2 separate regions of the Homo sapiens genome follow, and region 1 is linked to region 2. The links are chromatin contacts, found by Hi-C or POLR2A ChIA-PET in ENCODE. All regions are on one chromosome and are shown on one strand. The core of a region is the stretch at or near the end of the contact, and the rest is flanking DNA. Distances in the headings are between cores, read along the strand shown.

What was found. Hi-C counts contacts between places; a loop is a spot of excess contacts on that map. ChIA-PET counts read pairs that join two places held with the same protein, here RNA polymerase II (POLR2A). Pooled maps may share reads with other maps.
Region 1: a pooled map shows a loop between it and region 2 (2.4-fold over the local background). The contact joins the promoter of RRN3 here to the enhancer-like site in region 2. A Hi-C loop is called at or near these places in 1 of 50 pooled maps. POLR2A ChIA-PET finds 5 or more read pairs at or near these places in 2 of 52 experiments (H1 and MCF 10A).

Annotation. Positions count from the first base shown.
Region 1 is chr16:15,092,779-15,095,776 of GRCh38, reverse strand. It overlaps RRN3 (RNA polymerase I transcription factor RRN3), which reads left to right and starts at 1,505. Exons shown (of 18, transcript NM_018427.5): 1 at 1,505-1,632. The coding sequence starts at 1,544. LOC100505915 (a long non-coding RNA gene) reads right to left here and starts at 1,366. Exons shown (of 4, transcript NR_125434.1): 1 at 966-1,366. It also overlaps a transcript of PDXDC1 not described here. RefSeq lists an enhancer at 1,231-1,525.
Region 2 is chr16:15,020,424-15,023,605 of GRCh38, reverse strand. It overlaps PDXDC1 (pyridoxal dependent decarboxylase domain containing 1), which reads right to left. Exons shown (of 23, transcript NM_015027.4): 13 at 852-902. Among named protein-coding and RNA genes, the nearest start is that of MIR1972-1, 12 kb to the right of the region's middle. Within about 2 kb of position 1,250, at least 3 of the 41 ENCODE cell types and tissues checked have a DNase peak (open chromatin) inside an H3K27ac peak, as active enhancers do.

The DNA.
Region 1 (2,998 bases), core at 256-2,755, 72 kb before region 2:
CTGGGTTCAAACTATTCTCCTGCCTCGGCCTCCCAAGTAGCTGGGATTACAGGCACTGCCACCATGCCTGGCTAATTTTGTATTTTTAGTAGAGACAGGGTTTTGTCATGTTGGCCAGGCTGGTCTCAAACTTCTGGCCTCAGGTGATCCACTTGCCTCGGCCTCCCAAAGTGTTGGGATAACAGGCGTGAGCCACTGCGCCGGGCCCATACATATGCATTTTTAAAAACTTATTTATTTATTTCGAGACAGGGTCTCACTCTGTTGCCCAAGCAGGAGTGCAGTGGTGCTATCTCCCAGGCTCAAGCAATCCTCAGCCTCCCGAGTAGCTGGGACTACAGGTGTGTGCCACCACACCCAGATAATTTTTATTATTTTTATTTTTTAAATTTTTTGTAGAGATGGAGTTTCACCGTGTCACCCAGGCTGGATATTTTTGTATTTTTGATAGGCCTGTACAGTTTCCAAAGTTGCAACCTTTTCCCCTCCCTGAGAGTAGGGGCAGCCCCTGCTCTCCCTCTACATCCTCCACAGTCCCGAGGTTTTGGCCTCTGTTTCCTCCGTTTCCTATGCTTGGAACGCCAGTGGCTCTTTTGTTGGTCTGGCTGACTCCTGTTCCTCTTTTAAAAATTTAAGTTTGGCCGGGCGTGGTGGCTCATGCTTGTAATCCCAGCACTTTGGGAGGCCGAGGCGGGCGGATGACCTGAGGTCATGAGTTCGAGACCAGCCTGGCCAACACAGTGCAACCCCGTCTCCACTAAAAATACGAAAATTAGCCGGGTGTGGTGGCATGCGCCTGTAATCCCAGCTACTTGGGAGGCTGAGGCACGAGAATTGCTGGAACTGGGGAGGCGGAGGTTGCAGTGAGCTGAGATCACACCACTGCACTCCACCTGGGCAAAAGGGCAAGACTCGGCCTCAAAAGAAAATAAATAAATAAATAAATAAAGTCAAGGGGGTAACACCTCTTCGTAACTCTCCTGTTGTTTCTCATGCCAGCATCACCATAGCCTTGAGGCTCTGAGGTAGGTCACTTCGTCGAGCTCGTTTCCGTGAGGATAACGTTATCTTGGGTGTCTGTGAGACTGCTGCACTGAGTATAGAGCCCAGGCTCCTGGGTCAGCCGGGTTCGAATCCCCTTTCCTCCGTGAAGATCTGGGTCAGTCACAAGTGCTTCAGTTTCTTCGATTTGACTGAGGGAGGCTTTGACTCCAAAAAATTAACACTTGAGTGTACCCGGCCACAGCTTAGCACATCCAGGGTGTTTCCACCCTTTCTTCGGGATCCTCAGGGCTGGATGGAGCCGGTCCTTCCCGTCTCTCCTTATACTCACGCACTAGCGCTGGCTGGAACAAGTCCTCCAAGTAGAACGAGGAGCGGGTTTCAGCGGCGCTCTAGCCCGCCGAGAGCATACGCCCTCCCCACGCGGGGCCGCTGATTGGCTGAAGGTTGCGCTGGCACGCGCAACTTCCGGGACAGAGGCTGTGGCTGGAAGGAGCTGGGCATCCGGCCTGAGGCGCAGCGGTCGCGTTAGTTCGGCCCAATGGCGGCACCGCTGCTTCACACGCGTTTGCCGGGAGATGCGGCCGCTTCGTCCTCTGCAGTTAAGAAGCTGGGCGCGTCGAGGACTGGGTAAGATTCAGGCCGCTTCCTTCTGCGTATCTGGGACGAAAGCTCAGGACGGCGCTTAGAGGAGCGGATTGAAAGGATGTGGGACAAAGCTCATGGCGTGTGATAGGAGCACGGGGTGGAGGGTCATCTCACGTTCACAGAAATGAGCTCATTCCTCCTAACTGGGTAATAGACATGGGTGGGGCCTGGAAAAGTGACTATGTTCTCTGTTCTGGAGGCCCCCTTTCCCGACTGTGTCTCTTCGTGATTTCCCAGGCCTGGGTACTGCCTTCTGCGCCTTGACCCCTCTTCCTTCCCTCTTCTTCGTCCAAATTTGGAAGGGATTTCCCTGGGCTATGTGGGTTATCAGCCGAACGTCGTCACTCATGGCAAATTGAATATTACATCTTTTTTGTTTGGAATTTGTTTCGACACACGTATTTGTTTCGCAGTCTTTATTTTGCTCCACTTTTAAAATCCCTAACCCCCGTAGCACTCTTGGCGTTTAACTTTCAGAGTCATTAGGATGCTATGTTTTTTCATTAATTTACTACGTGTAAGTGAAGCAAACCTTGTAAAACAATTAGCGTAATATGATTCATAATAATTATCGAGCTCCTGCTTACTGTGTTAAACACTGGGGACAGTGGTTTATCCAAAGACACTAATGTCCCTGCTTTCTACAGAGCTTACAGCATAGGGGGGAAAGGCAGTACATAGGCCAATAAATAAACGAACACGATGATTTCAGTTATACAACAAGGTAATGGGGGAGGGAGAAGGGAGAGAAGGAGCTTTTGAGATTTCTCATTGGGAAGACATCTGTCATTTGAGCTTCCACTTGAATGAAGACAAAAATCTAGGCCGGGCGCGGTTGCTCACGCCTGTAATCCCAGCACTTTGGGAGGCCGAGGCGGGCGGATCATCTGAAGTCAGGAGTTGGAGACCAGCCTGGCCAACGTGCGAAACCTCGTCTCTACTGAAAATACAAAAATCAGCCGGGCATGGTGGCAGGTGCCTGTAATCCCAGCTACTCAGGAGGCTGAGGCAGGATAATTGCTTGAACCCGGGAGATGGAGGTTGCAGTTAAGCCAAGATCACACCACTGCACTCCAGCCTGGGCAGCAGAGCAAGACTCCATCTCAAAAAAAAAAATCCAGCCACGTAGAGATTTGGGAAAAGAGTATTTCCAATAGAGTGAACAGTAAGTGAAATGAAAAACAGCTTGGCTTGTTTGAAGAGCAGAAAAGACGTTATGGCTGTAGTAAAACAAGTTGTTGGAGATGAGGTGAGAGAGGTAGGCAGGGGCCAGATTAATGTAGGATCTTAAAGACCACACTGAGAGATTTGGATTTTTACTGTAAGTGCAGTGGGAAGACAGTTATTG
Region 2 (3,182 bases), core at 1-2,500:
CTCACTGCAACCTCCGCCTCCCGGGTTCAAGCAATTCTTTCACTTCAGCCTCCCCAGTAGCTGGGACTACAGGCGTGTGCCACCATGCGCGGCTACTTTTTGTATTTAAACCAAACCATGTTCTAAAAGAAAAATAAACCTACTGACTTGAACCCCAAATACACTCAAATGTTAAACTTAAGCATACCTTGCAGAATTGTCAAAGAAACACTCAATGAACCTATTTAAATCAGAATTTGACATATATTTCCTGAAGTTCTAAAATACCATGAAGCAAAACACAAAAACTTTCAAACCTGAACTGATCCCCATTCTCTCCTAAGTCCTTATTTCCTTGTCTAGTTATGCCTAGGGAACAATCTGTTGGATTCACTTCAGGAAGATATCAGAAGACAAGAGCAGGGCCATTTGCTTTTCTCTTTCTCCCACTTCATGCAAATGAAAACTGATGGCAGAAGGTTGCAGAAAGAGAACCCCAAAGCATTCTGAGGCACAAAGTGACTTTTCATTTTGGGAAGAAGAGTGTGCCCAAGGCCTTGGGCAGCTGAAGTCAATGGTGTTTATCTTTGTGCAATTCTGAACTTTAACACAATAAATGAAGTACATGAAAAGCACCATAGGAATTAAACATTGTATGGTTCAAATTTCTTCGCTTCAGACTCACTGTATAAATATAAGCAGGTTTTTTTGTTTTTGTTTTTTGTTTCGTTTTTTTGTTTTGTTTTTTTACTGGAGCTGCCACAATTCCACTGAAATGTGGAGAAAATCATTCTAAAGTTCTAAAATCATTCAAAGTTGCTGAGGTTCAAAAAAAGTTATATTTTGAAAACAGATGAACTTATATACTATACCAAGATTTTGATGTAATTCACTTTCTTCAAACTTTCCTGCAACCGTTGACTCTGCAAATGACAAAAAATAACACATGTAATTAGATGGACGTGGGACATGAAGAAGTGGTTTTCACCAGGGGCTGTGGAGGTCTGTGAACACGGATGTCAGGCAAAGTCACCTGCCACTTGGTGGTTTCTAAGTTCAGCCACCTGTTTTTGTATTTCAACAACTGTAAATATTCACCAATCCTTCAAGTTACATGTAGTAATTCAAGAAAAGCAGTTTCTAATAAGACATGGAAATCTGTTGTATTTGCAATGTAAGTCTGTCATTCAAAAGCTACTGAGTATAAACACGTGCAAGGCACAGTACTGAACACTAGGGGAGACCAACGACAAATGAGAGGATGCAGCACGCTCAAGAGCTGGTGATAAGAGCACAGTGCTGCCACTCATCACCTGCAGGACCACGGATAAGTCAATTCATCTGCCAGTCACCAGCTATGTAACCTGTCTATGCTTCAGTTCCCTCAATTATAAAATGGGGAGGATAGTATGTATCTCACATTGCTGTGAGGATTAAATGAGTTGATATGCAATACAGGAAGTGCTTAGAAACAGGGTCTAGAATGTAGTGTCATTAGACTAATGTCTCAATCCCAGGTCCCTCATCACTAATCATATCTAACTCATGGGATTGGAGTATATTAATTCAACAGATATTCACTGAGTACTGGACAGTAGAAAGCCCCTCAAGAAATTCCTTTTTGTTTTCTTAAAGAAAATTAATTCTGAATACACTGTCATCAGTGGAACTGACATTCTAGTGAAGTTGCAGGGATCAAATGAGATGATGCATGAAAGTACTTCATGGTGCCTGACACTGAGGTGAATGCTCAATAACTACTGAAGACGAGAAAGAAGAGAGGGAGAAGAGAAGGAAGAGGAGGATGAGGAGGCGAATGCTGATTTACGCTCTCAGGAAATGTATGCTCCACTGTGGACTATAAGGCATGGCTATATACAGATCACCATGTCTGCTAAATGTCCAAGTAATTTAACACATGCATTTATTAGCCTGTGAGTCAGCAGCAGGACAGCATTCAAATCCTCAGGAGTATACGGTTCTGCCTGCAGGAAGATGCCAGAGCTGTGCTGACCTCAAGGGTCTGGTAGTTAATGGCATCATTCTCCCGCACTCCATAGCCACGGGATATTGAAAAAATCTCCCGAGTGCCCAAGTCGTCTCTAAACTAAGTTACTAAGGCTTCTCTTTCCTAAGAACCACATCTCAAGAAGTGAGCTAATAGCACAGTGAGACACTTTTCAAAAAATGCAGTGCTTTTGTAAACATAATGAGCATCAATCTTTTTTTCTTTTTTTTTTTTGAGACAGGGTCCTACTCTGTCGCCCAGGCTGGAGTGGAGTAGTGCAGTAGTGCTATTTGGGCTCACGGCAACCTTGACCTCCTGGGCTCAAGTGATCTTCCCACCTCAGCCTCCTGAGTAGCTGGGATCACAGGTGTGTGCCACTACACCTGGCTAATTTTTGTATTTTTTGTAGAGACAGGGTTTGACCACATTGCCCAGGCTGGTGTTGAACTCTGAGGTTTAAGTGATCCACCTGCCTTGGCCTCCCAAAGTGCTGGGATTATAGGCATGAGCCACTGCACCCAGCCCAGAGCATACTTAAAACTGTTGAACTATCCTAACATATGATGAACGAAGGGACTACTGCTAGAGCACTACGCAAATACTTTTCGTGTGTGTGTGTGTGTGTGTGTGTGTGTGTGTGTGTTTAGATGGTGCCACCCAGGCTGGAGTGCAGTGGCACGATCTTGGCTTACTGCAACCTCTGCCTCCCAAGTTCAAGCAATTCTCCCTGCCTCAGCCTCCTGAGTAGCTGGGACTACAGGCGCCTGCCACCATACCTGGCTAATTTTTGTATATTTAATAGAGACGGAGTCTCACCATGTTGGCCAGGCCGGTCTCAAACTCCTGACCTCAGGTGATCCACCCGCCTCGGCCTCCCAAAGTGCTGGGATTACAGGCATGAGCCACCACGCCCGGCCTATTTTTCTTTCTTTTTTTAAAAGACTGAGTTTCGCTCTGGCTGGAGTGCAGTGGCGCAATCTCGGCTCACTGCAAGCTCCGCCTTCTGGGTTCACGCCATTCTCCTGCCTCAGCCTCCCAAGTAGCTGGGACTACAGGCACCCGCCACCATGCCTGGCTAATTTTTGTATTTTTATTAGAGACAGGGTTTCACCGTGTTAGCCAGGATGGTCTTGATCTCCTGACCTCATGATCTGCCCACCTCGGCCTCCCAAAGTGCTGGGATTACAGGCGTGAG